Linked DNA regions of Homo sapiens: region 2 is linked to region 1. A link is a loop called in an ENCODE intact Hi-C map of the cell type or tissue named here. Cell type or tissue: mammary epithelial cell. All regions are shown on one strand. Links, peaks and the distances in the headings refer to the core of each region. The heading gives the core; the rest is flanking DNA.

Region 1 (15,236 bases), core at 2,717-10,716:
AGAAACTGGAACCCTTATGCATTGCTGGTGGGAACATAAAATGGATGGTACAGCTGCTGTAGAAAACAGTTCAGCAGTTTCTCAAAAGGTTAAATGTTGAACTACCATATAACCTTTAATTCTCTTAGGTGTATATCTAAGAGTCGCAAGGAGGGGCTTGAACAGATATTTATACACCAATGTTCACGGCAGCATGATTCACAAGTCAAAAGAAAGAAACAACCTGAGTGTCCACCAACAATGGATAAACAAAATGTGGGATATATACACAACAGAATATTATTTAGCCTTAAAAATGAAGGCAGCCCAGCGCGGTGGCTCACGCCTGTAATCCCAGCACTCTGGGAGGCTGAGGCAGATGGATCACCTGAGGTCAGGAGTTCGAGATCAGCCTGACCAACATGGAGAAGCTACATCTCTACTAAAAATACAAAAAAAAATAGCCAGGTGTGGTGGCGGGTGCCTGTAATCCCAGCTACTCAGGAGGCTGAGGCAGGAGAATCAGTTGAATCTGGGAGGTGGAGGTTGCAGTGAGCTGAGATCACGCCATTGCACTCCAGCCTGAGCAACAAGAGTGAAGCTCCATCTCAAAAAAAAAGAAAAAAAAAAAAATGAAGGAAATTCTGAGATATGCTACAACACAGATGACCCTTGAAAACATGACATTTAGTGAAATAAGCCAGATGTAAAAAGATAAATATTATATTATTCTAGTTATATAAGGTACCTAAAACAGGAAAATTCATACAGATAGAAAGTAGAATGGTAGCTACAAGGAGCTAGGCAGAGGAGAAAACGTGGAATTGTTGTTTAATAGGTATAGTTTGTTTGTTTGTTTGAGACAGTCTTGCTCTGTCACCCAGGCTGGAATGCAGTGGTGCGATCTCGGCTCACTACAAACTCCTCCTCTCCAGTTCAAGTGATTCCCTTGCCTCAGCCTCCCGAGTAGCTGGGATTACAGGCACCTGCCACCACACCTGGCTAATTTTTGTATTTTTAGTAAAGATGGGGTTTCACCATGTTGGCCAGGTTGGTCTTGAGCTCCTGACCTCAGGTGATCCACCTGCCTCGGCCTCCCAAAGTGCTGGGAGTACAGGCGTGAGCCACCACGTCTGGCAACATTTTAGTTTTTTAATAGGTATAAGGTTTTTGTTTTAATCAGTATAATGTTTAATAAAGTTTTTGTTGATGATGAAAAAATCGGGAGTATACATAGTAGTGATGGTGATACAACATTGTAAATGTAATTAATATACACTTATGAGTGGTTAAAATAAATAAATGTATATATCTTTTACCAAAATTTTTTAAAAAATCAACGGGGTCTTCATTCAAATAAAAGAAATAGGTGCTTAAATTTGTCACTGATGATCTTGACAACCAGAAATAAAATAAAATTTTCTTCCAAACTCTGACAAAGGTAAAAGGCAGACATGTTTTCTTAAAAACCATGGAGGAAACCTAGGTTGAATTATGAGAGGAAAACAAGAGAAAAGCATCATAATTCCAGGAAAGAGGAATGACACATGGTAGGACAGAATGACCCGAAACAGATGCAGAGAGTTGTGAGCCGACCCCTTTGGCTGTGGGAGCTGACGTGTGCAGGGAGCATCGGCCACAAGGCTGGTGGGTAAACTGGAACTGGGCTGCAGGGGGTCTTGAGTGTGAAGGGCAGGGAGCTCATACGTCTAGCCAGACTCTAACCACGTTCCAGTTCGTCTACGGCTTCAACAAAGACGAAATCAACGTCTGGAAGTAAGATGACTTCAGGGGCTTTGATTGAGGGTTGGCCACGGAAGGGTATTCTCCCTAAGGAGAATGTTAATTTAAATCTGGGGGAGAAGACTCTTTTTCCTCCGCCCCTAATGGAGCCTTGTTGTTTGGACAGCAAAAGTCAGCCATCATTACGGCACCAACATCTGCACAGAGGCAGCCTACTCTGCCTGCACACAAATAGTGCTGGCCTCACACACCCCCGTTTACAAAATACCATAAAAGTGTTTGGGTAGCCAGGCATGGTGGCTCATGCCTGTAATCCCAGCACTTCGGGAGGCCAATGTGGGAGGACTTCTTGAGGCCAGGAGTTCAAGACCAACCTGGGCAACACAGTGAGACCCTATCACTGCAAAAAAATTAAAATAATTAACCAGGCATGATGGCAGGTGCTTGTAGTCCCAGCTACTTGCAAGGATGAGGTGGGAGGATCACTTGAGCCCAGGAGTTCAAGGCTGCAGTGAGCTATGATCACACCACCACACTCCAGCCTGGCCAACAGAGTGGGACTCTATCTCTTTAAAAAAAAAAAAAATTGGCATTGATAGCTTTTATTTTTTTCATAATACATGCAAATTAATCCTATCCAGTAAACTGGTCATTTTTGTAAGAAACTTTCCTGTTCTCAATTCTTGGCTAGGGAAGTTCATGTCCAAACCTTCAATACAATATGTTTAATCTCTTCAGTTCAATGTTGAGACTCCTGAATATATTCTCTTCAAATGACTATATTTGAACCAGTATTTAATATAGTATTAAAAGAATTATGGGTTAAATGGGTTGGCTAGCCTGGAAGCCTCACAACCATCTAGAACACATTACTCCTACAGAAAAGCATGTCTGACCATACATTCACCCGTGAATCTGTGAAAAAGCATCTGTGGCTGAGTCAAAGGTTGCCCGTATTAGTATTTTGCTGGCCCCATTGATTGCTTGATCCATTTCTAAAATTGAAATTGGGCTGGGCACAGTGGCTCACACCTGTAATCCCAACACTTTGGGAGGCTGAGGCAGATGGATCAACTGAGCCCGGGAGTTCAAGATCACTCTAGGCAAAATGGTGAAACTGTCTCTAACAAACAAACAAAAAAAAGTTAGCTGGGTACGGTACCATACACCTGCAGTCCCAGCTACTCAGGAGGCGGAGGCAGGAGGATCACTTGAGCCTGGGAGGTCAAAGATGCAGTGAGCCATTACCGCACCACGGCACTCCAGCCTGGGTGTCAGAGTGAGACCCTGCCTCAAAAATAAAATAAAGCTAAAATGACTGCAAAGGTATGGAGGCAAAAGTACAGGTGTGGCTGGGTGTGGTGGCTCACGCCTGTAATCCCAGCACTTTGGGAGGTTGAAGTGGGAGGATCATGAGGCCAAGAGATTGAGACCATCCTGGCCAACATGGTGAAACCCCGTGTCTACTAAATATACAAAAATTAGCTGGGTGTGGTGGCGCTTGCCTGTAGTCCTAGCTACTTGGGAGGCTGAGGCAGGAGAATCGCTTGAACCTGGGAGGCGGAGGTTGCAGTAAGCCGAGATCACGCCACTGCACTCCAGCCTGGTGACAGAGCGAGACTCCATCTCAAAAAAAAAAAACAGGACAGGAGTGTGAGCAGGTAAGAGTAAGGATGGCTGAGTTAAATGCTCACATGAAATTAGTTTCATCTGGCCGGGCACGGTGGCTCACACCTGTAATCCCAGCACTCTGGGAGGCCGAGGCCAGTGGATCACGAGGTCAAGAGATCGAGACCATCCTGGCTAACACAGTGAAACCCCGTCTCTACTAAAAAATACAAAAAAGTTAGCTGGGCGTGGTGGCGGGCGCCTGTAGTCCCAGCTACTTGGGAGGCTGAGGCAGAAGAATGGCGTGAACCCGGGAGGCGGAGCTTGCAGTGAGCCGAGATCACGCCACTGCACTCCAGCCTGGGCGACAGAGTGAGACTCCGTCTCAAAAAACAAACAAACAAACAAAAAAAGCATAGTTTCATCCATTGCGATAATCAGTAGCTCAAGGTTTGGGAGAAGGCAAAACTCTCACCGGATAGACTGACCTACTTGCAGAGGAGTTTCTAATTTGGGCACTTTGGTGGATCTGATCTACAGTACATTGAACAAAATCCTTTAGAGATAAAAGTTGGGACAAATGTAGTGAAGGTTTTTAACAAAATGTTATTTGGTATAAATCCTAAATCAAACATATGGTTTTTGCTGAGCAGGAAGGAACATGAATTATGAGGAATTATCTCTGAGATAAGATCTGTGTGTGCCCCAAATAAAAAGCTTTTACTATGGGAATAGTTAGGGGACAATAGGAATCTGACACAACTGACCTGTCCCTAAAAATTTCAACATCTTCTGTGTCAAGCAACCATCAGAATAGTTTCTGATATTATAGGAGCTAAAAACAAAAAATCAATAGTTTTTAAACATGCTGTTTTTGTTTGGAAACTACCAATCTGAGAATAAATAAATAAGGCAAATGTTTTCCTTTGAGTTATCTTAGTTTTTAAAAAACTGGACAAACTTATTTTAACATTTAGATTTTCATATTTGGACATAATCATCCATTTTAATTTTCCCAGAAATTCTATCTCAAGTCCCTTGAAATTGTTGATTTAAACATAAAAGTTACAATTTATTATAATATGCTATCTTCTAGGAAAAACTATGGTAAGCCATAAACATACAAAATTGGGAATAATAATGTAAATGCTTAGGGAATGATGGAAAATGTGAAAAAAAAAATTTCGTTTTAATGTAAATGCCATTTTCCCAATGGTGTTTTGAAAGATTTAATAAGAAAAAGCTCTGCCCATGAAAGGTATTTTGTAATGGCACAAAAGTAAAACACTACAGACTATAAGATGGTTACTTCCTTGCAAATAAATCTAAGTCATTTTATAAAACAGTATGAACACTCTTTAACAGCAAATTATCCTCTCCTGGGCTACACTAAATTCCACCCCTCCCAATACACACACCCACACACACGCATGCACATGCGCATGCACGCACACACACACACACGCATGCACACCACTGACCTGTACAGGGGCCTCACTCTTCATAAGATGGCGGACCTTGCTGAGGATAGACTGCTGGAGCTGGGCCCAGGAAACAGCTCTGTCTTCCCTTATCAGGAAGGGTGGCCCAAACCTGAAAATCCAAGGAAATCGGGTTATCCCAGCAAAGGAAAAACCAGCAACATCCACCAGTCATGAGTGGTTGTTCTAACCCTGGCTTCCTGTCAATAGGATAAGTGACAAGAGCTAAGCACAAAAACTCAACAGCAAAAAAAACCAAAGAATCCCATTTAAAAATGGGCAAAGGGTCTGAATAGACATTTCTCAAAATGACACACGTAGCCAACAGGCATATGAAAAAATGCCCAACATCACTAATTATCAGGGAAATGCAAGTCAAAACCCCAATGAGATATCATCTTACCCCAGTTAGGATGGCTATTATCAAAAAGACAAGAAATAACAAATGCTGGTGAGGATATGGAGAAAAGGGAACTCTTATACACTGTTGGTGGGAATGGAGACACCGTGGAGAAAAGCATGGAGGTTCTTCAAAAAACTAAAAATAGAACCACCATGTGACCCAGCCATCCCACTACTGGGTATTTATCCAAAGGAAAGATCATCATGTCAAAGAGATCTCTGCACTCCTGTGTTTACTGCAGGGCTATTCACAATAGCCAAGATTCCAAATCAACCTAAGTGTACATCGGTGGATGAATGGAAAAGAAATGAAAAAGAAAATGTGGTCTATATACACAACGGAATACTATGCACCCATAAAAAAGAAATGAAATCCTGTTGTTTGCGGCAAGATGGATGAGGCTGGAGGACATTATGTTAAGTGAAATAAGTCAGGCACAGAAAGATAAATACTGCATGTACTCCCTCATGTGGAATCTAAAAAAGTTAATGTCACAGAAGTAGAGTAGAATAGTGGTTCTACTAGAGGCTGGGAGGCGCCAGTGGGGGCTAGGAAAAGGTTAGGTAATGAATAAAAATTATAGCTAGATAGGAGAAATAAGCTCTAGTGTTCTATAGCAATATAGAGTGACTATTGTTAACAATAATTTATTGTATGCTTTCAATAGCTAGAGGATAGGATTTTGAATCTTCCCAACACAAAGAAATGATAAATGTTTGAGGTGACGGTTATGCCAATTACCCTGATTTGATCATTACACACTATGTACATGTATCAAAATATCACTCCGTACCCCATAAATATGTACAATTATGTGTCGATTAAAAATAATGTAAATGCTTTTTAAAGCCAAACACAATACAAAATTGCCAATCAGAGAACCTTGTAACAAATGGAGACACTGCAATGTAAGCAGAGGCCCAGTGACACAAAGCCAGGTAGATGCTGCTGTGTAAACAGATTACTCAAAATGACCAGCTAGCTGGCAAAATCTCTTACTCACAGCAGGGAATAGAGTAAGACAAGCTTGGAGCCAGGGGAAGGCAAGGCAGAGACATAAATCCAGATGACACAACTTTGGTTGGGGTATCGAGAATATTCTCATCACTGGGATGGTATCCATGTCCCAACATAGTAAGCGCACAGCAGTGAGCTCATGGTGTACAGAATGCTGGGTGAGCCTGCGCCTATGGGCCCTAACTCTGCCGTGGGTACTCCTGGACAAATCACTAGCGACTCACTGCTTCCTGGCCTCGCTGCAGCCTGTGTGAAGACCCAATGAGGTAAGAATGTGAAATTGTTGAATAAAATTGGCTAAAGCAGAACACAAATATGAGGTGATCTGTCTGGACAGGCAAGGGCACTGTGCGTCCATTGTTGTATGGACAGATCGGTTTACTTAATCCATCCTGTACTGTGAGGCATTCCAAGTTTTTATTTAAACAATGCTTGCTTATCGCAGGAACTAGATATAACCTTGGACATAACCTTTGAGCGCACAATTATTCCCTTAGGGTAAAGTTCCAGAAGTAGAAAGACAAGACTAAAGCTCTTTCTTCCCAAACTGTCCTCCAAAGAAGCCATACCAATTTACCTGATTCCCCGGACTCTGGCCCAGAATGAGTATTATCAATTTCTAAAAATCATTTAACAATCTAAGAGGTTAAGAATAGTATCTTGCTATTGCAACCAGAATTTCTCCCACTACAAATGATGCTGATTTTTTTTTTTTTTTTTTTTTTTGAGATGGAGTTTCACTCTTGTTGCCCAGGCTGGAGTGCAGTGGCACAATCTCGGCTCACCGCAACCTCCGCCTCCCGGGTTCAAGCAATTCTCCTGCCTCAGCCTCCCGAGTAGTTGGGATTACAGGCGTGAGCCACCATGCCCGGCTACTTTTGTATTTTTAGTAGGGATGGGGTTTCTCCATATTGGTCAGGCTGGTCTCAAACTCCTGACCTCAGGTGATCCGCCCGCCTCAGCCTCTCAAAGTGCTGGGATTACAGGCGTGAGCCACCGTGCCAAGCTGATGCTGAATATTTTAACCTATGCTTGTATTTCTTCTGTGAACTAATGTTCATCTCTGTGGTTCATTTCACCAAGGGTATTTATCTCCTTAATTTTCAAGAGCTGGAAAATTCGAGGATGGACATAAATCCTTCACCTCTCACATGGCATAAATATCTTTCCTCATTTGTCCTTTGCCTTTCAAATTTGCTTTTAGTTTAAATTTTTAAATATATTTAAAACATCAGCCTTTTCCTTTACAGCCTCCTGACTTTGATGTTAAACTAGCCCCCACCCAAGGACATAAATATTCTCCCATGTTGTCTTTATTAATTTATTTTTTATTTTTTATTTATTAATTTTTTTTTGAGACAGTCTCGATCTGTCGCCCAGGCTGGAGTGCAGTGGTGCAATCTCGGCCGACTGCAACATTTGCCTCCTGGGTTCAAGCGATTCTCCTGCCATAGCCTCCCAAGTAGCTGGAACTACAGGTGCGTGCCACCACACCTGGATAGTTTTTTGTACTTTTAGTAGAGATGGGGTTTCACCGTGTTAGCCAGGATGGTCTCGAACTCCTGACCTCATGATCCACCCACCTCGGCCATCTTTAAGTTATTTCATGGCTTCCTTTTCTCTAGTTACCTCTCTAGTCAACCTGAAATTTATACGTGTGAATTCATAGCAGGAGTAAAAAGTTGACTATTTAAAATAAAAAGCAACAAAGAAATCAATTAGCCCAGCCTTACTTTTGAACAATTCACTCACTCTGTAGTAATATGAAATATACCATAATTCTGAAATTATTAAAATATTGTAATACAGGCAGAAGAATATGCAATTAAATCAAACAAAATAGACCAACTATCTGTAAGTATTTATTACATGATAAAAATGATGTATTTCATATTACTAAGAGTTAATGAATTATTCAATAAGTAAGGCTGGGCTAATTGATTTTTAAAAGCTGAGCTAATTAATAATAGTTTAATTATTATTAAATAATCTTTTTGTTTTTACCAGTTTATTATTCAAGATACATTTTTAGAAACATTTTATCCATCTAAATATATCTTAATGTAATTCTGTCTTTTAAACACTTTATTTGGGCTATATAAGAAAGCTATCTGTTTTTGTATATTTGTTATATAACCCATCAATTTCCTGAACCCTTTCCTTACTGCCAATCACTTTCCAGTTCTTGGTTTTCTGGACAGACAACCAAATTATCACCTCTTTTCTTATAGCCAGTTTCTTTTAGCACTGCACCGCCTAGGTTTTACAATATAAAATAACAGTGGTGAAGGCAGTAAAAATTGTTCCTCCGATTAATAGGAAGGCCTCTGATGTCTGATGGTTAGGAATGATGACGTTAGCCAAATGCTTAAGGCAGATATTTCTAATCCTCTTAATCAGAAAGGACCCTACTTCTGGCTCCTAGTTTATTAACCTTGGGAATAAATGTTTAATTTTACTCTAGACAGGCTCCCAAGTACAGGTCTACAAATCCCAGACACCACATGAAAAAAGAATAAAGTGAAACATACCTGCTAGCCTGCTGCCCTGACCCCACCAAGTTACAGAAGAGGATTAGCACCTTGCTCTCACTGTGGAGAGAGAGGGAGAATCGCTGGCCCTCACGGGCTGCCAGGCGTGGGGAGGCCGACAGACCCAGTGGATGAGCTAGAAGGGAGAGAATGACATTTGTTCATATTCCTAAAGGAGCTGCTTTCCTGGGTCAGAGCCTTAGCTTCTCTAGTCCCTCTTTCTCTTTGAGCATCTATTAACCACCAATGGGGGGCCACTAGAGGGCTTTAGGGGAGGAGATAATGAGGTTCATGGCATTTGTGCCATCTGACGCCTGGCATACGAACATCAAGAATATGGTAGTGAATTTGCAATTGTGTTCACCCAATAGTTTTTTGTTTGTTTAAGACAGAGTCTCGCTCTGTCCCCCAGGCTGGATGGAGTACAGTGGCACAATCTTGGCTCACTGCAAACTCTACCTTCCAGGTTCAAATGATTCTCCTGTCTCAGCCTCTCCAGTAGCTGGGATTGTGGATGTGCACCACCACGCCCAGCTAATTTTTTTGTATTCTTAGTAGAGATGGGGTTTCACCATGTTGGCCAAGCTGGTCTTGAACTCCTGACCTCAAGTGATCCTCCTGCCTTGGCCTCCCAAAGTGTTGGGATTTCAGGCGTGAGCCACTGCACCTGGCCATCACCCTATAGTTTTAAAACAGGAACAAGAATTTAACTAATATATTTCAAGTCACCTGAAAAATACTCCAAAATAATTTTGGTTGCTTTTATGACTTCATTACAGAGTCCCCAGTTTATCTACTCTCTTAGAAAGCCAACATAAGAAGTATATAGAGATGGGTGAGAATCTTTACCAGTGAGGAAGTAGAGGAATTGGACTAGCCTCCATTTGCAATCAGTTCTGAAATGTTGACTTTCAAGGAAAAGATGTGTCCACCATGATTGAATTTGAAAGGAGAACTTGTTTCACTGGGTTGTAATATAGTCAGTGTCAGTTAATGTCTTGTTCTAGATTCCAATGCCCAGCATCTCCCTGTCAACTCAGAGAACTTCAAACATCCAGTTCCCATAGCCTGCTACCTAGGCTGGCCAAAATGTGGGGCCAGGGCGTAGGAATCATCTGGGGTATAAAGTAACACTGGCACAGGGTCCTTTAAATATGGGCCTTCTGGCCGGGTGTGGTGGCTCACACCTGTAATCCCAGGACTTTCGGAGGCTGAGGCAGGTGGATCACCTGAGGTTAGGAGTTCGAGACCAGCCTGGCCAACATGGTGAAACCCCATCTCTACTAAAAATACAAAAACTAGCCAAGCGTGGTGGCAGACACCTGTAGTCCCAGCTACTTGGGAGGCTGAGGCAGGAGAATCACTTGAACCCAGGAGGTGGAGGTTGCAGTGAGCCAAGATCACGCCACTGCACTCCAGCCTGGGTGACAGAGTGAGAAACCATCTCAAATATATATATATATATATATATATATATATATATATATATATATATAATATATTTTATATATATTTATCTATATATAATATAGATATTTAGCTATATAATATATTACATATTTATCTATATTATATTTATTTATATATATTTATTTATTTTATTTATTTTATTTATATATATATTTATTTATATATATATTTATATATATTTATCTATATTATATATAACATATATAATTATTAAATATATATCAAATATATTAAATACATATTAAATATATATTATATAATATATTCTATATAATGTATATATTATATAGTATATATTATATAGTATATTATATAGTATATATTATATAGTATATATTATATAGTATATATTATATAGTATATATTATATAGTATATATTATATAGTATATGTCATATATTATATTATATATGATATATAATATACATTTTATATATATTATATATTATATGTAATAGATAACATATATTTTATATATTACATATAATATATAATATATATATGGGTCTTCTTCACTAACTTGGCCAAAATGTATCCTGATCTACAAATAAAAAGGACTGTTAGAAATTGACCATGTTAGCCAGTCCATGGAATAGGAAAAGCAAGCATTAAGAAGTGGAACTATTTTGTTAAAAAGTCATTTAATAAAACTTTAACCACGTACTGCTCAAATTTGTAGACATTTTACTTCACACACAAATCTTGACCCATAGGAATCCTGACGGCAAAGATGACTCCAGCATCTATACCAAATAGTGGTTCTCAAAGTGTGGTTCCTGGACCAGCAGCATCGGCATCACCTGGGAACTTGGTTAGATGTGCAAACTCTTAGGCCCCACCCCAGGCCACCCAAATCATAAACTCTGTGGGTAGGGTCCAGAAATCTGCTTTCACACGCCCTCCAGGTGATTCTAATATTCACTAAGCTTAGTTTTGAGAATACTTGTGTTAGGTGAATAATTTTTAATATCAACCATCTGCACACAACGAATGCCAGGGATAATAAGTCTGACTGTTCCAAGTGCTAAAATTGGATGTTTTATGCCTTTGCACCCAAGGAGTATCCTCTGAAACCTGTAACTCATCATAGCCAAATAAAATTGTGCAAAGCACCTGTTATACCTGAGAGAGTCCCCTGGCTGGGTGAGGGAGGAACTTGAAAGGCATACACATTATCTCCCTCTGCGATGGTATTCAGGTCCTCTTCATCAAAGAAAGACCGCTGGAATCCACTGGGATACAGTTCAACCAAGATCACCTGAAATGAGAAAGATCATTTTCCCTCTTGATTTCTGAAAGAGAAATCAACAGATAAGAAATCTAAAAGTGACTGATAGTCAACACCCATTTTTCACCTTTTCCTTCCAATTGGCTACTTATTTTTAGTAATAAGGCAGCATAGTAGATACAACCATTAGATTGTCCTCAGACATCTCAAGTGCAACAAAAAAAGAAACTGAAAAAAAAAAAAAAAATCTAAGTTTTATACCCAGCTAAACAAGCATAGAAAAATGACAACAAAATAAAGCCCTCTTCATGTGAACAAAAAGTGAGTGTTTACTACAGAGTGAAAGAATTTCTGAATAGGTTTACTAACCTTTTTCACGTGATTGCATACATAAAAAAAATTTTTACCAAACATTGAAGTAAATAGGAGATGGTTTTGTAGCAGAGTAGAGGGGTGACTACTGTGGGGGCCCTGACTGCCCTAGACCCAACTCTGTTACCCTGATGCTGAAGAAATCAATATCTCAGCACACATAACCTATTCAAGGTACACTGCCTGGGAAGTTCTCGTTAAAAAGATGCATTTTGGGTGCCTGTAGTCCCAGCTACTACGGAGGCTGAGGCAGGAGAATGGTGTGAACCCGGGAGGCGGAGCTTGCAGTGAGCCGAGATCGTGCCACTGCACTCCAGCCTGGGCGACAGAGCGAGACTCCGTCATTAAAAAAAAAAAAAAAAAAAAAAAAAAGATGCATTTCAGGGCTGGGCACCGTGGCTCATGCCTATAATCCCAACACTTTGGGAGGCTGAGGAGGGAGGGTCACTTGAGCCCAGGAGTTCAAGACCAGCCTGAACAATACAGCAAGACCACATCTCTACACAATTTTTTTAAAAAATTAGCCAGGCATGGTGGCATGAGCCTGTAGTCCCAGCTACTCAGGAGGCTGAGGTGGGAGGATCCCTTGAGCCCAGGAGTTCAAGGCTGCAGCAAGCTATGATCACACCCCTGCACTCCAGCCTGGGCAACAGAGGAAAACCCTGTCATTCATTCATTCATTCATTCATAAATACATAGATTTCAGGATTTAAAAACCTGAATCAAAGAGAAAACTTGAGTTGTAGGAAGAAATGATGAACCAAAGAAAATGGTAAACATTGGCAAAGGTAAATATTATCAACTATATAAAGCTAAAATAATAACTATTATTACTATTACAGTTGGAGGTGGAGAAGGGATTAAAATACTGGACAATAATATCTAAATCAAAAAGGTATAAGGGGATTTAATGCATACCAAGATCCTTGTGTTACATGGGAAGATTGGCTTTAGACTCGTAATTATGCAAGTTGACATTTTAGTAACCACTAAAAGAATGGAAATATAATGTATATATTATATTTACATATACATATTGACATGTACATGAAGTACATCTTCTGGATGTACTTCATCCCAGAAAAGATGAAATAAAGAAAAATTGCTCAATGTAAAAGAATCATCTTCTAAAAGAAAAAGACTGTTCAATCTAAAAATGGGGGGGGAGGGGCGGTACAAAATAGGAAAACAGGGTAAATAGCATAAGATGACATAAATAAATAAGATGACATAAATAAATCCAAATACAGGCCGGGCGCAGTGGCTCACGCCTGTAATCCCAACACTTTGGGAGGTTGAGGCGGGCAGATCACAAGGTCAAGAGATCGAGATCATCCTGGCCAACATGGTGAAACCCCGTCTCTACTAAAAATACAAAAAATTAGCTGGGTGTGGTGATGCATACTCAGGAGGCTGAGGCAGGAGAATCGCTTGAACCTGGGAGGCGGAGGTTGCAGTGAGCCGAGATCGTGCCACTGCACTCCAGCCTGGCGACAGAGGGAGACTCCGTCAAAAAATAAATAAATAAAATAGAAAAATAAATCCAAGTACATATATCTATGATTTTATATAACATAAATATAATACACTTGCCAGTTAAAGAAAACAAAGCATCAAAATAGATGACTTTCAGTTTCAGTGGAAATGCCCGTCCCACACTGGCATCCCCAACTGACTCCCATCTCCCTGAACCAACACATCACACCTCTCAAATTCCTGCCAGATTTTTCACACTCTTAATTATTCAAACGCTCCCTCTCATAGACTTCTCCCTTTTGATCTTTTCTTACTGTCACTTTCTCCCCAGGACTCTCACCCACTGTCCCCCTCTCTCTCCGTCTCTTTCAGTAACTCCCCATAGTGCACTTTAAAGTTTACAAAGCAAGATACACACATTTCCCCTGCTATTTGAGAGAGTCATAAATATTCTATGAGGTAGCGATAGAGGTCAGAGGGATTGATTGGGCAGGGGCAGAAAGGAGCCCACTGGGGTGATGGGGAGGCTCAGGAAGCGTGGAGGTTATAGGAATGTAGCTATGAACGTAGAGAAAGCCAGCAAACCACAATCTTCAGATAGGTAGACGTTATTGTATGTGTGGCATGCCTTCCCAACAAGGTTAAAAATATTTTTTGATTTGAAAAAATCCCATGAGATAGTCAGGGAAGTGTCAATTTCCATGTCACAGTTAAGGACACAGAGCCAATCACATACTGTGTCCAGGGTCAGAAACCTAGGGAGCTACTGAATCACCCTGAGGGCCGCTCCCATCCTGCCATGTGGCTTGGCGCCACCACGGCCTCCTCCCTATTCCTCATGAGGGCCCCTCCAGGCACTGTGAATCCAATCGCTTTACTAAGACTCGTTTGAAAAGAAAACAGGTAGAACACAGCCATCCCAGCTTCCGCCAGATGTTCTCTCTCATGTTATACATCCTCAGTTCTCTCAGCAGGTCCTCCTGCTTCATTTACTGTTCCTTTACTGTCCTGGTTTATATTGCCAAGACTGAAAATATACAATGGTGACTTGGGCTATGAAGTCAAACCATCGAAATCCAAATCCTGGCTCAGCCACTTACTAGCTAGTGACGTTGGGCAAGTCACTTAACCTCTCAGGGCTTCTTTATTCCCCATTAGTAAGATGAGGATAATTGTAATGTCTACTTCACAGGACGCCTGTGATTAAATCAGGCATGAATAGAAAGTTCACAGAATAGTGCCCCACACTTAGTAAGCACTACCTAGGGGTAGCTATTGCTGGAATTATTATGATCATAATTGTCATTGCCTTCTCGGAAGGCAAAGGTGTTCTTTTCTGGTCATTCTGTGTCAATGCAGGGAAAAGTCAAGGCCCAGTCATCCCAGACAGCAGGCATTACTAATCAACCAGAAACCCATGAGTCATACTGGAGTCACCTGGGAACCACAAATTGGCCTAAACAGCCTAGACAGCTGGCTCAGTTAGCATTCTATCATCCAATGACCAGGCCCCAGTGCAATTCTATCACACCTCATCTGCAGGGACGCCTCCTTCCTCTGCAACCATCTTCCTCAGGGCTGCCACTGTGCTGAGGATCGGCACGGCCAGGCCAACCCGCAGGAACCGCTGGCTCTTAGAGGGGAAGACCAAGGTGACACTCAAGAACCTGGAAAATAGGAAGGGGCAACACCCTTAAAGGACTGACATGAACTGTGAATGACATTGTTGATAATGGATCAAGGCCAGGCGCAGTGGCTCACACCTGTAATCCTAGCATTTTGGGAGGCTGAAGCAGGTGGATCACCTGCGGTCAAGAGTTCGAGACTAGCCTGGCCAGCATGGTGAAACCCCATCTCTACTAAAAGTACAAAAAAATTAGCTGAGTGTGGTGGCGGATGCCTGTAATCCCAGCTACTTGGGAGGCTGA
Region 2 (15,236 bases), core at 4,610-12,609, 57 kb after region 1:
GGGTTCAAGCGATTCTCCTGCCTCAGCCTCCTGAGTAGCTGGGATAACAGGCACGCGCCACCACGCCCAGCTACTTTTTGTATTTTTAGTAGAGACGGGCTTTCACCATGTTGGTCAGGCTGGGCTCAAACTCCTGACCTCTTGATCCTCCCACCTCGGCCTCCCAAAGTGCTGGGGTTACAGGCGGGAGCCACCGCGCCCAGCAGTGCTTTGTGTTTTTTAATGTATTAAGTACACATTGAGTTCTCATTCCCATCAAGCGTATCTCATGTTCTTTGTCGTGCGTGCCTCCTTCCTCCCATCTTTGCACTTATCCTCGTCTCTCGTATGCAGTGATATAGAGGCAGTGCCTCGTAGGAGGGGTAGAGGGGTGATAGGTGGGTGGGGAGAGGGGTGGAGGAATGGCATCCGATTCTAAAATAAAAACACAGCAAAAATGCTTATAGTCAAAAATTCAAAAAGCCACTGTTCAAAAATCCTTTGAGTTACTCCTACAATAAAGTTCACAGGCTTTGGTCTAGTTAGTTTGAAGTTAGTCATTCTATGGGGGTGTGATACGCTCGGAGCATAAGAGGTCCCCGGGAATGCAGCCAACCGAGGGGAAAGGCAAATGTATGTCCCACCAGCATCCCTCCCCTCCATGGGAAGTTCATTCTGGGCTTCACCTGACTAACTGGAATGATAAGAGGCACTGCCTGCATTAGTTATTTTTCTTTCTCTTTCTTTCTTTCTTTCTTTCTTTCTTTCTTTCTTTCTTTCTTTCTTTCTTTCTTTCTTTCTTTCTTTCTTTTTTTTGAGACAGAGTTTCACTCTTGTTGCCCAGGCCAGAGTGCAGTGGCATGATCTCAGTTCACTGCAACCTCCGCATCCTGGGTTCAAGCGACTCTCCTGCCTCAGCCTCCCAAGTAGCTGGGATTACAGGCACCTGCCGCCACGCCCAGCTAACTTTTTTTATTTTTAGTAGAGAAGGGGTTTCACCATGTTGGCCAGGCTGGTCTCGAACTCCTGACCTCAGGTGATCTGCCCACCTCAGCCTCCCAAAGTGCTGGGATTACAGGCAGAAGCCACCACGCCCGACCTTGCATTCGTTATTTTTCTTGCCCCCTTTCATTTGGGACACTTAGGGTTGAATTCGTGTAAGTTAAACCATGCTTCACTGTGTGGACACAGAAAGCTATTTCCCTATCTGCCCAGAAACTTCTAACATTCAGTTCTTCCTGGAAATTGTAACCCTCCCCACTAGCATCGATAAACCATGGACCGTCATGAACGGCTTCTGATGAACATCCCTTTACTGTGTTGCCTTAAATAAGATTTCTACCCTCCATGTGAATCTTCTCTCATGTTCAATAAACTGTTGGCATGATTGGATTTTGCAGGTATCACTGCATCCTCCCCATCACAGGTACCTACACAAGGTCCCAAATGATACAAGTCCCATCGGTGCTGGCGGTGACACACTCCTCGTTGTTCCTCTTCACCCTAATGCAGGACACTGATGACTTGTGTTCCTTCAGGGCCTCCTCCAGCTTCTGGGTCTGACAGCCTATCTGCCATACCCTCACCTGAAAGCCACAGAGCACAGGATCTTGATCCACACTTGGGACTTCTGAAGGGATAGGAAAAGATTCCAAGAGCTTTTTCCCCTTTGCTATGCTTGATTTGTGTTTTTTTAATTCCCTGTCTTTGTCTCGGTTGGGTGGGGTGTGAATGCTAAGTTGAAGGGCAGGCATATTCATGTATAAGATGTGATCATCTTCAACAGAGCTTCAAAAATGCTACTAACAATCCTGTACCTGCTTGTACATACAGGCTGAGAAATTTAATCAGACACCTGCTATGCAAATCGATAATGCAAGGGCCAACGCAAAACCAAGTGAAATAATGTCTATTCACTTTTGCTGATCACTGCTCTCAAATTTCTGGTACTGTCAGGAAAGTTCGTGAGTACCCAGAGCTATATTTAAACTTTCACAATCAGCTGTTCAATTTTGATCATTTAAAAGCAATGGTTCCCAACTCTACTGAATCCAATACCTATTTTATATCACAAATATTTCCAAATACCTGTGTATTATCCTGGAGTGAAATTCATAGGTAATACAACTACCTACACACAAAATTTAAAATCATTAATATGATGCTTTAATAAAAAGGATAGATAAAAGGGAAGTTGTTTAGTTAGTATGGTATTCCTTCATTTTTTGAGATGGAGTCTTGGTCCGTCTCCCAGGCTGGAGTGCAATGGCGCGATCTCGGCTCACTGCGACCTCTGCCTCATGGATTCAAGCAATTCTCCTGTCTCAGCCTCCCAAGTAGCTGGGACTACAGGAGTGCACCACCACACCTGGCTAATTTTTGTATTTTTTTTTCTTTTTTTGAGACAAAATGTCGCTCTGTCACCCAGGCTGGAGTGCAATGCAATGGCGTGGTCTCGGCTCACTGCAACCTCCAACTCACCACGCCTGGCCTAATTTTTGTATTTTTAGTAGAGACAGGGTTTGGCCATGTTGGCCAGGCTGGTCTCAAACTCCTGAGCTCAGGTGATCCACCTGCCTCAGCCTCCCAAAGTGCTGAGATTACAGGCGTGAGCCACCAGGCCCAGCCAGTATTCCTTTAATGGACAAAGGATCTGTCACAACTACACCAGAAAACATAGTAGTCAGATGCTTACGCCTTCTTATAGTGCCTATGTTGGATTTATGAAAAATAAGATGAGCACAAACTATTCTGTTCTTCCTATGACAGGGGATTAAGGAAAGGAAAAGAAAATATCTCAAAGAGAAAGGGAAGGCTTTGGGATAGCAAAGAATCTGGGGCACAGAGGAGGAGAGAACCAGAGAAAAATGTGTGAGCAAAAGGTGTTACAGCCTCCTCAAAATAATGGGAAGAAAAAGTTGAGCATGATCATTTAAAAATAATGGTCAAAACGTCTGGGTGTATTTAATAATTGATGCTAAAACCATCACCTGCTTTAAAAGATAAGATGGGCCAGGCGCGGTGGCTCACGCCTGTAATCCCAGCACTTTGGGAGGCCGAGGCAGGCGGATCACGAGGTCAGGAGATCGAGACCATCCTGGCTAACACGGTGAAACCCCGTCTCTACTAAAAAAATACAAAAAAAAATTAGCTGGGCGTGGTGGCAGGCACCTGTAGTCCCAGCTACTCAGGAGGCTGAGGCAGGCGAATGGCGTGAACCCAGGAGGCGGAGCTTGCAGTGAGCCAAGATTGTGCCACTGCAGTCCAGCCTGGGTGACAGAGGGAGACTCTGTCCGTCTAAAAAAAAAAAAAAAAGATAAGATGACAATTCGTACAACCACGATCCTCGGAGGAAAAGAGCAAGCAAGCCAAAACACTGGCAAAACACCCGCATGAATTCCTTAACTCTAGTCCACATAGAACACTTTCATGTCTGTATTGTAAACGTCCTTTCTGTGTACAAATGTACTTAGATATATATTTATAGGCCAGGCATGGTTGCTCATACCTGTAATCCCAGCACTTTGGGAGGCCAAGGCAGGTGGATCATCTGAGGTCAGGAGTTTGAGACCAGCCTGGCCAACATGGTGAAACCCCATCTCTACTAAAAATAGAAAAATTAGCTGGGCATGACGGTGTGCGCCTGTAATCCCAGCTGCTCAGGAGGCTGAGGCAGGAGAATCGCTTGAACCCAGAAGGCAGAGGTTGTAACGAGCCAAGATTGAGCCACTGCACTCTCCAGACTGGGTGACAGAGTGAGACTCCATTTCAAAATAAGTATACATTTATAATATTAGAACTTTTATTTATGACATATTTTCAGATCTCATCAAAATGTCAATTTGGTCCTGCTTGAATACTAGCAAAGGTGTGTATTTTTAAAAGCAAATAGATGGCTTCCTATAGGGCAGTTGTTCTAAACAGAGCGTTATTTTTTCAAATTTCTGCTTTCAATACCTCCCCTTCCCCACCGCCACTGATGACCCTTTTACAGTCACTGGTGGTGGCGATGGCGGTGACGCCGATCCTGTGAGCATTGTTAATGACATACATCAGTCGGCCTGTCTCTGGGGCGAAGGCTCGGATTTTACCGTCGTTCCATGCTGGCATGAAAGGGAAACAAAAGGCAGGCAGGATCAGTATATGCACCCTCTCTCCACAGTCTGCTGGCCTCACTAAGGAGAGGCAGGCCTGGTGAGTGGTGCTGTGCTGGAGGAAAGAGACCAGCTCAGCTGAATGCTGGTCACCATAGGCCCCTTTCCCTTCTACAGGTTGCCACCACCCATCCAGTTGCCTAAGCCAACAGCCTGAGTCTTCCTTGATTACCCTCAATTCCATCTACCCAACCCAATCCAACATCCAATCCATCAACAATTTCCACCAGCTTTACTGTTAAAAAACATTCAAATCTGAGCACCTCTCAACAGTTCCACTGGTACCTCCTTCATCCAAGGCACCACCATCTTTCTCCTGGATTGTGATAACAGCTTATGCTTGCTTCCACTCTTGCTTACAACCACTTATTTATGCAGGGATCAGTGTGGCCTTTTAAAAATTATGTCATCTTCTTGATCAAGAACTTCCTTTTTTATTTAAAAAAAAAGGCTTATATCTATAATCTCAACACTTTGCACTTTGGGAGGCCAAGGTGGGTGGATTGCTTGAGTCTAGGAGCACAAGACCAGCCTGGAAACATGGCAAGACCCAGTCTCTACAAAAAATATGAAAAAAAAAAACAAAAAAAAACTTGCCTCGCATGGTGGCATGCCCATTTAGTCCTAGCTACTCGGGAGGCTGAAGTAGGAGGATCACTTAAACCTGGGAGATGGAGGTTGCAGTGAGCCAAGAGTCCGCCACTGCACTTCAGCCTGGGCAACAGAGCAAGACCCTGTCTCAAAAAAAGAAAAAAAAAAGTGGAGGCTGGGCGCAGTGGCTCATACCTGTAATCCCAGCGCTTTGGGAGGCCAAGGCAGGCGGATCACTTGAGGACAGGAGGTGGAGACCAGCCTGGTCAACATGGCAAGACCCCACCTCTACTAAAAAAAATTACAAAAATTAGCTGGGCATGGTGGCAGCATGCCTGTAATCCCAGCTACTCAGGAGGCTGAGGCAGGAGAATCGCTTGAACCCGGGAGGCGGAGGTTGCAGTGAACCGAGATCACAGCACTGCACTCCCAGCCTGGGCAACAGAGCACGACTCCATCTCAAAAAAAAAAAAAAACTTTCCAAAACATTTTCCCACTGCACTTAGAATTAAAATCCAATCCAAACTCCTTTATCCTCCACGGTAACTAGTATTTGTGCCCGACCCCCAACCCCCGCCATCTCTTTTAACTTCTTTTACTGGCTGTCCCTGCACCCCTAGCCCAACTACCCACTAAGCCCCAGACACACTGGCCCTCTTGCTATTCCTCAAATCCACCAAGCGATCTCCCTCCTGAGGGCCTTTGCACTTGCTATTCCCTCTGCCTGGAATGTTTTCTCCCCAGGTCTTCAAATGGCTGGCACCCTCTCATAAGCTTTAATGTCACCTCTTGACCTTAGCAGTTTAAAATAGAATGCTAAAGGTAGATCCCATTTCAGCAAAGATTTGAGGAGGTGAGGGGGTGAGGGAGTGAGCCATGGAGGTATCTAGGGAAAGAATATTTCAGGCAGACATAAGAGTCAGAGCAAAGGCTCTATCTATGCCCAGTGTGTTTGAGGAACAGCAAGAAGAAAGTATGGCTAGAAGGGGTGAGTAGTAAGAGGAAGAGCTCCAGGTAAGAAGGTAAAGGAGGACAGAAATTCACATGGAGCCTTGTAGGTGATGGGGGGATCTTTGTCATTTACTCTTAGAGGGTAAAAGACTTTTGAGCCCTAAATATGGCAAATTCTGACTTATGTTCTTTCTTTCTCTTTCTTTCTTTCTCTTTCTTTCTTTCTTTCTTTCTTTCTTTCTCTCTCTCTCTCTCTCTCTCTCTCTTTCTTTCTTTCTTTCTTTCTTTCTTTCTTTCTTTCTTTTTTTTGAGATGGAGTCTGGCTCTGTTACCCAGGCTGGAGTGCAGTGGTGCGATCTTGGCTCACTGCAACCTCCACCTCCCGGGTTCAAGAAACTCTCCTGTCTCAGCCTCCCGGGTAGCTGGGACTACAGGCTCCCGCCACCACGCCCGGCTAATTTTTGTATTTTTAGTAGAGATGGGGTTTCACCATATTGGTCAGGCTGTTCTCAAACTCCTGACCTCAGGCGAAACCCCATCTCTACTCAAAAAATTACAAAAATCGGGCAGGGCGCAGTGGCTCACGCCTGTAATCCCAGCACTTTGGGAGACCGAGGCGGGCGGATCACGAGGTCAGGAGATCCAGACCATCCTGGCTAACACGGTGAAACCCCGTCTCTACTAAACATACAGAAAAATTAGCCGGGCGTGGTAGCGGGCGCCTGTAGTCCCAGCTACTCGGGAGGCTGAGGCAGGAGAATGGCGTGAACCCGGGAGGCGGAGCTTGCAGTGAGCCGAGATCGCGCCACCGCACTCCAGCCTGGGAGACAGAAAAAGACTCCGTCTCTTAAAAAAAAAAAAAAAAAAATTACAAAAATTAGCTGGGCATGGTGGCGCATGCTTGTAATCACAGCTATGTAAATCAGGTCCAGGTGCGGTGGCTCACGCCTCGGCCTCCAAAGTGCTGGGATTACAGGCGTGAGCCACCGCGCCTGGCCCTGACTTACATTTTAAAACAGACCTCTGGCTTCTGGCTTCTGGCTTCTGTGTCGAAAACAGACTGCGGGAAAGTATACTGGGTGAGAAGAGAAGCAAGGAGACGTGGTAGGAAGGTACGAGGGCAATCTAGGGGAGAGATGCTGGTGGCTAGGATAAGGGGGAAGATAATGAGGGGTGAGGGACCTTGGATGTACTTTGAAATGAGCATCAGCAGGGGATGTGGATGTGGGCATAAGAGAAAAAGGGGAGGCAGTGAGGACTCCAAGATTTCTGTCCTGAGCCGTGTTCGCTCTAGATGTAAGGTAAGCCCAGAGCTCCTGGCAGCCCTATGTGGAGAAGACATGCGCAGGGTGGGGTAGGGACGCTAACAAGGAGGAGAAGACAGGGCCAAGAAAAGAGGAGTGAGGACCGGGTGCAGTGGCTCACTCCTGTAATCCCATCACTTTGGGAGGCCGAGGCGGGTGGATTGCCTGAGGTCGGGAGTTCAAGACCAGCTTGGCCAACATGGTGAAAACCCGTTTTTACTAAAAATACAAAAAATTAGCCCATCGTGATGACACACGCCTGTAGTCCCAGATACTTGGGAGGCTGAGGCAGGAGCGTGCCTGTAATCCCAGCTACTCTGGAGGCTGAGACAGGAGAATTGCTTGAACACGGGAGGCAGAGGTTGCAGTGAGCCTAGATCGCGCCATTGCACTCCAGCTTGGGCAACAAGAGTGAAACTCCATCTGAGAAAAAAAAAAAAAAAGCAAGCAAGCAAGGAAGAAAAAAGAAAGAAGAAAGAAAGAAAGAAAAGAAAAGAAAGAAAGAAAGAAAGAAAGGGAAAGAAAGAAAAGAGGGGCGAGATGGTTTCCTGGTGTCACCATTTTAATAGCTGTCCCTAAAGATCCACTGAACTTTTCATTGATGTGAAGCAGTATGTGTACTTTCTGAGCACTGGGGAGACTTACAGATAGATTTAGCATAAGACAATACTGAGAAATTACTGTTTTAAAGGAAAACATTTTTAGAGATACATGCTGAAGTCTTTAGAGGTGGAATATCACGCTGCCTATAATTTATGCTAAATGGCATAAAATAATAAATTGAGTTAAAAATAAATTCCCTTTGAGACATCACTTCGTTTGAGTCAGGGTTTTATCTCTTACACAACAAAAAGGGTCCTCACATGGGGGACCTGTCCTTTTCAAACTCCTTTTCAAAATTGAACTTCTAAATTTTCCTACTAGAGAGAAAGATTCACGCTATATGCAGCAATGTGGGAGAGGAGAAATTGCTATTTGGTCCTTCCTAGCTCAGAAAGTCTCCCAGCTGGAAGGAAACTCCAAAGAGAGGCTAGATTAGAAGCAAGAAGGGGGTGGACAGTGGGAGGCTGTTCTAGGTTATCCACATGTAGAGACTAGTATGGGAGGAGAGTGACAAGAATCAAAACCGCAGCTAGAGCCCCAAGCCAGATCTTGACATGTGGACGTTACCTGAAATGATGCTTTTGCCGTCCCTCATGAAGTCGATGCCGTGGCAGGTCATGTTGGGCACGGTGATCCGCAGCAGCTCCCTGTTGGATGATGTGTGCCACACCCTGATATCCTTCTTGGCACAGGTTGCAAATAGCTCAGCAGTGCCACTGCAAGGAAGCCATCAAGAGATGCAACCATAAAAGATGCAGTTTCCCAGATGCATATTTGACACCAAAATGTGTTTCACAAAAATATAGGAAAAGGCTGGGCGCGGTGGCTCAAACCTGTAATCCCAGCACTTTGGGAGGCCAGGGGGGTGGATCACGAGGTCAGGAGTTTGAGACCAGCCTGACCAACATGGTGAAACCCCGTTTCTACTAAAAATACAAAAATTAGCCGGGTATGGTGGTGCATGCCTGTAATCCCAGCTACTCAGGAGGCTGAGGCAGGAGAATCGCTTGAACCTGGAAGGCAAAGGTTGCAATGAGCCAAGATGGGGCCACTGCACTCCAGCCTGGGTGACAGAGCTAGGCTCCATCTCAAAAAAAAAAAAAAAGAATATAGGGAAGGATGCCTTTTATTATCTGAAGCCTTGATGATTGTCTTACAGACCATTTGAAACATCTTGTGTAAACGGTATTTAATGCCCTCTAATCATCTGTGGACCATCTTTTGTAGTCCTTTCTCTTTAGGAAGGGTTGGGACAAAGTTGCTCAAAAAGAATAAGCCAATTTAAAATTCTCACAAAGTCTTGGTAGACTGGAGGATAGTAACATTTGTCTTTTCTATAAAACTACTTTATTGAGGCCTGATATGGTGGCTGACACCTGTAATCCCAGCACTTTGGGAGGCCAAGAAAGGAGGATCCCATGACTTGAGGCCAGGAGTTCAAGACCAGCCTGGGCAACATAGTGAGACCCTGCCTCCCCAAAAAATAAAAATATATAAAAATTAGCTGGGTGTAGTGATGCATGCCTGTGGTCCTGGCTTCTTAGGAGGCTGAGGAAGGAAGATCTCTTGAGCCTAGGGGTTGGAGACTGCATTGAGCTATGATCGTGCCACTGCACTCCAGCCTGGATGACAGAGTGAGACAAGAGAATTTGCCTCTAAAAATAAAATGAAATAAAATAAAAACCACTTTATTGAGGTATGATTGACAAACAAAAAGCTGAACATATTTAATGTATATTACCTGAGTTTGAAGATAAGTCGACACCTATAACATTTCTTGAGATAAATACAGCCTTGGATTGCTTGTATTAAGAGAGAATAAACAAACCCTTTCCTGTGAAGTAGACAATATTTATTTATTTATTCATTTATTTATTTATTTTTGAGATGGAGTCTCACTCTGTTGCCTGGGCTGGAGTGCAATGGTCCGATCTTGGCTTACTCCACCTCCTGTGTTCAAGCCATTCTCCTGCCTCAGCCTCCCGAGTAGCTGGGATTACAGGCATGTGCCACCATGTCTGGCTAATTTTTTGTATTTTTAGTAGAGACGGGGTTTCACCATGTTGGCCAGGCTAGTCTCAAACTCCTGACCTCAGGTGATCCACCCACATCGGCCTCCCAAAGTGCTGGGATTACAGGTGTGAGCCACTGTGCCCAGCCAAGCAGACAATCTTATTAAAATTTTCAAAAAGGAAAAGACAATGGTGCCAGAATTCAAGTTTGCAGATAACCCAAAACCCTTCTTTTGTCTGTCAAGCTCAAAAAAAAAAAAAAAGGCAACCTCTAAATACAATGTAAATTACCAATGTGTCAAAAGATTACAGATTATTCCAATTCAAATAATAAGAAGAAGTAATATTGGGGTACAATAAAGACCATTTGGTTCATAAGTATAAATTTCTAGCTTGTCTCTGTGGAGATTAAAGCTAATTTTTAGATTTCAGTACATCTCAAGCAATGTCTACATTTTTTCATGAACACATTTCAAAAAAGAGTCCTTTTCTCTTAAGACCTACTCACTTTAGAATTAAAACAAAAAATAAGTGGATCCCTTCCACACATTTAATGCTTGGGGCTTAGTGTTACAGTTATAATGATGGACTACTTAGTTAGAAAGAGTAAGTGCTGGAATGAGACAACAGATGTGATGGGGCTTCTTGCCAGACAGTCTTGATTAATGTAAATCAAGTCAACACTAGAATGTTAATATTTATTTAAAATTAGAGATATTTATATTAGATAATGCCTTTGGTGAATGAGCTCCTCCTCTGAGGGAAGTAAGCTCTTAAAGAGGTGTACTCATGGACCACTCATGAAAATCAAATATCATGAAATCAATGCCCCCGAAGAACTTTCCAGGTCAGGAGCAGTGGCTCATGCCTGTAATCCCAGTGCTTTGGGAGGCCAAGGTGAGTGGATCACCTGAGGTCAGGAGTTTGAGACCAGCCTGGCCAACATGGCAAAACGCTGTATCTACTAAAAATACAAAAATTAGTTGGGTGTGGTGGTGTGCGCCTGTAGTCCCAGCTACTTGGGAGGCTGAGGAAGGAGAATCACTTGAACCCAGGAGGCGGAGGTTGCAGTGAGCTGAGATCATGCCATTACACTCCAGCCTGGGCAACAAGAACAAAACTCCATCTCAAAAAAGAAGAACTTTCTTCCAAACTCTCTACACTTGATGGCCTATCCACTTCCTTGGCAGTCAAGCCTAGTTCAAAACTGAACCATTCAAGTGGTAGATTGTTCTTAGTTTAGGGTCTGAGAGGTTAAGTTCCAGAAAGAACCCAATTGATTGGATCATGATGAGGTACCAAGCCCATGTGCTCCCTCTCTCCCACCTAAAATCCCATGAAATGAAGATATTTATAGATATAGATGTAGCTATAGATGTACATAATTTTGCCCTTAACAATACAGGAAAGCAGGAAAGAGTATCATCACATAGGTCAGAAACATTATGGATAAATAGAAATCAGCCAGATAAGAGCTGTAGAGAAAAACTGGGCTCAAAAGTATAAGCAGAGAGTACATCTTGTAAGGCTGGAGCACTGAACTGGTTCACACACATTTTCTCACAAATAACAATTAGAAAAACTGGATGAATTAACAACAATAACAAAATCTTAATGACACCAAAAACCTCTAAAAGTAGATAGAAATCAGGAAGAGTTTGCTCTTCTAAGAGTGCAACTGGAAAGGGTTGAGAATTGTTAGCATGTGGCTTTCTCACATGTGGGAGCCTCCAACTCCCACAGCTATGGTGGCTGTAGAAAAAGGTGGCAGAAAAACCATAGCGTTACCAGCTAACAATGCTAGAGATCAGAGTTGAGGGCTAGAAAATCAGCTGGAATTTAAAGGGGGAATATCCTAGTGGCAAGAGAACCACAAGAATAAGATGTAAATTCTGGTTATAAACACTGCACAAATCTCTGTTGGGTAGCTAAATTATACATGTATCCCTAGCTAACAATGCTAGAGATCAGAGTTGAGGGCTAGAAAATCAGCTGGAATTTAAAGGGGGAATATCCTAGTGGCAAGAGAACCACAAGAATAAGATGTAAATTCTGGTTATAAACACTGCCCAAGTCTCTGCTGGGTAGCTAAATTATATATGTATGGGGGGAATACCAAGAGGAAGAACAAGCAGGCAGAGACCAGGGAGGATTCTACTGTGTTTTTTTTTTAATTGATTTTTTTTAAGGATTCTACTGCTAAAGACAGCTACATGGGGTCAATCTGAGAGGTTTTTTGTTTGTTGCTTTTTTGTTTGCTTGCCTTTTTAAGTAAATACATTCCCCAACTGAGCTCAGCTTGGATGGCAGGAAGCTGAACCTCACAGGCTTCAAGTGTCAGAGCTTGAGGTTAACAGAATATTTGGAAAATAGGGAGAAGTCACTAAAAGAAAGGAAATCATGGAAAGGATGAGCTTCATCTCTGCATAAACCCTTGGTTGACTGCTACATAATGCAAGCACACAGAAGAACCCAAGGCCAGGCTAAAAAAGCAGCAGTGGGAAGTCATGAGAATAACAGATGATGCATACTATGGGGAGGCAAAATTTGCAGTTTGAGTCCATGCCAACAATCCTCAGAGAACAGAGTTGCTATAGTATATTCTATATAATACTGAGTTTTCAACAACAAAAAATTATCAAACATGCAAAGAAATAGGAAAATATGACTCAAAAAAAAGGCAGAGTCAGAAGCAACTGATTCCAAGTAGACCCAGGTACTGGATTAGCAGACAAAAACTTTAAAGCAGCTATTTTAAAATACATTCAAAATATTAAAGGAAACTATCACATCAATAAGTGAACAGATAGGTAATCTGAACAGAGAACTAGAAACTATATATGTAATATTATAATTATATACCTTATAGCAATTATATATTCTTCTATAGGTAAGAAGTACAATAACTAAAATAAATTTACTAGGTGGACTCAATGACAGATTGGAGATGGTGAAAAATCTGTAAACTGGAAGGTAGATTTAATAGAGATTACATAATTTTAAAAAGATTTTAAAAATTGAAGAAAAATGAACAGCCTAAAGATCTGTAGGAAAATCTCAAATTACTAAACACAGATAATTCAAATCTCAGGGGAACAGAAGTGAGCAAAGGTGAAAATTCTTAAGGAACAAGGGCTGAAAAACTTCTCAATTTGGTGGAAAATATCAGCTTATAGATTCAAAAAGTTTAACAAATGCTAAGAAAGGATAAACACAAAGAGAAAGACAAATCACAGTCAAACTGATGAAAGACAAAAGCAAAGAAAAAATATTGAAATATAAACAGAAAAATGACATATTATAAAGAAGAAAATCATAAGAATACAGAATGACTTCTCATTAGAAAGTCTGGAATGATGTATTCAAACTAATGAATAAATAGAAAATAATCGGGCAAGAATTCTGTAACCAGTGAAACTTTCTTCAAAAATAAAGGCTAAAAAAATGTTTCCAGATAAATAAAAACTGAGATAATTATTCAGTAGAGGCTTATACTTTTAAAAAGATGTTAAATGAACCAGGCAAAATGGCATGCACCTCTAGTCCCAGCTACTCAGGAGGCTGAGGCAGGAGGAACACTTGAGACCAGGTGTTTAGGCTGCAGTGTGCTATGATCATGCGGGTGAATGGACACTTGACTCCATCCTGGGCAACAGAGTGAAACCCTGTCTCTTAAACAAACAAACAAACAAACAAACAAACAAAAAAAGCTAAGCAAAGTTCTTTAGAGAGGGGAAAGGTAACAGATGACAACTTAGATATATAAGAAAGAATGAAGACCATCAGAAATAGTCAAATATATAAGTAAGCACACAAGACATTTTAAATTTTTTCTTCTCTTAATTTCTTGAAAATGTTTATGACTCTTTAAAGCAAAAATTATAATATTGCATTGATGGAGTTTGATGGAGTTTGTATAAAGATTTAATACAAACATATGAAAGATTATATTAAATGTAAATGGATTAAACATTCCAAATAAAAGCAGAGATTATCAGAATGGATAGAGAAGTAAAAACCAAGTATATGCTGTTTCAAGAGATGTACTTTGAATATAAAGACACATGGAAAAATAAAAGGGTTAAAAAAGATATATCATGCTAAGAGTAAGCATAAGAAAGCTGTAATGAGTACATTAAAATTATACAAAGTTACTTCAAATCAAAGAGAATTACTAGAGACAAAGAGGAACACTTTAATAAAAATGTCAATACAGCAAAAAGATATAACAAATAATTAACAGCACCTAATAACAGAGCTTTAAGATATGCAAAACAAAAACTGTGAGAAATAAAGGTGGAACTCTACATTCATTGCCTGAGACCTTAACATTTTTCTCAGTAAATGATAATACAAGTGGACTAAAAATCAATAAGGAGAAGAAGATCTGTATGACACTAACTACATTAAAAGCTTCCACAGAGAAGAAAAAAGATCTCCAAAGTACATATTGAAATATTCTATTTACATAAAGTTCAAAAGCAGGTAAAACTAATCTATGAGACTAGTTCAGGTAGTAAGTAGGAGGGTGAGGGTAGTGATTGGAAGGGGTGTTTGGGGGATGATAAAAATGTTCTATTGCTTTACCAGGGTGGTAGTCATATAGGTGTGATAAGTCACTGAGGTGCTTATTTATGATTTATGTATTTTGCATATATGTTATACTTCAATACAAACTCCATTAAAATTCTTTTTATACTGCACCAAACTGTATTCAAGTCTGAGGGTAAAACAAACATATTTTCAGGTAAGCAGGGACCAAATTTTCTTTTTTTCTTTCTTCTACTCATCATCATCATCATCTTCTTCTTCTTCTTCTTCTTTTTTTTTTAATAGAAACAGGGTCTTACTCTGTCACCCAGGCTGGCATGCACTGGTGTGATTGTAGCTCATGGTAGCCTCAAACTTCCTCCCACCTTAGCCTCCCGAGTAGCTGGGACTAGAGGCAGTGCCACCAACATGTCCAGTTTATTTATTTAGTTTTGTAAAGATGAGGAAGGGGTGTCTCACCATCTTGCCCAGCTAGTCTCAAACTCCTGGGCTTTAATTATCCTCCCACCTCAGTCTCCCAAAGTGCTGTGATTACAGGCAAGAGCCACTGCACCTGGCTGAGACCATATTTTCTGTATATAGATTGTTTCTGAAAGAATTCCAAAACAAAAAGAATCTAAGGGGATTGATGTGTTAAAAAGAGAGAGAGAGACTGATAATAGCAAAGATCTAGAATTCCAAATAATTTCAACACAGGACATGGTGGAGGAAAGGTGAAAATAAAAATATGCTGAGACTCTTGCCTTTTTGGCAGATTAGATACAAACATTGGTTAACTGTAGTCTTTGATGAAAAACTATATTTATTTATTTATTTTTTTATTATACTCTAAGTTTTAGGGTACATGTGCACATTGTGCAGGTTAGTTACATATGTATACATGTGCCATGCTGGTGCGCTGCACCCACTAACGTGTCATCTAGCATTAGGTATATCTCCCAATGCTATCCCTCTCCCCTCCCCCGACCCCACCACAGTCCCCAGAGTGTGATATTCCCCTTCCTGTGTCCATGTGATCTCATTGTTCAATTCCCACCTATGAGTGAGAATATGCGGTGTTTGGTTTTTTGTTCTTGTGATAGTTTACTGAG

Evidence for each region. Peaks named below come from ENCODE experiments on the same cell type or tissue, not always from the same donor. Only the 100,000 strongest peaks of a DNase experiment are listed, where the experiment ranks them.
Region 2: a loop joins it to region 1, with 2.1 times the contacts of the local background. A loop is called at or near these places in 3 of 110 quality-filtered maps.

The regions. Positions count from the first base shown.
Region 1 is chr17:9,676,485-9,691,720 of GRCh38, reverse strand. It overlaps USP43 (ubiquitin specific peptidase 43), which reads right to left. Exons shown (of 15, transcript NM_153210.5): 5 at 14,840-14,975; 6 at 11,355-11,490; 7 at 8,763-8,898; 8 at 4,812-4,923. Among named protein-coding and RNA genes, the nearest start is that of USP43, 39 kb to the right of the region's middle. RefSeq lists enhancers at 14,563-15,063, 14,303-15,236. In mammary epithelial cell, for the core only: no CTCF peak of the experiment used is centred there; a DNase peak (open chromatin) is centred at 6,400; H3K27ac peaks cover 1,703 bases.
Region 2 is chr17:9,621,734-9,636,969 of GRCh38, reverse strand. CFAP52 (cilia and flagella associated protein 52) reads right to left here. Exons shown (of 14, transcript NM_145054.5): 9 at 8,150-8,298; 10 at 3,937-4,082; 11 at 1,414-1,565. Among named protein-coding and RNA genes, the nearest start is that of USP43, 16 kb to the left of the region's middle. In mammary epithelial cell, for the core only: a CTCF peak has its summit at 8,299; no DNase peak of the experiment used is centred there.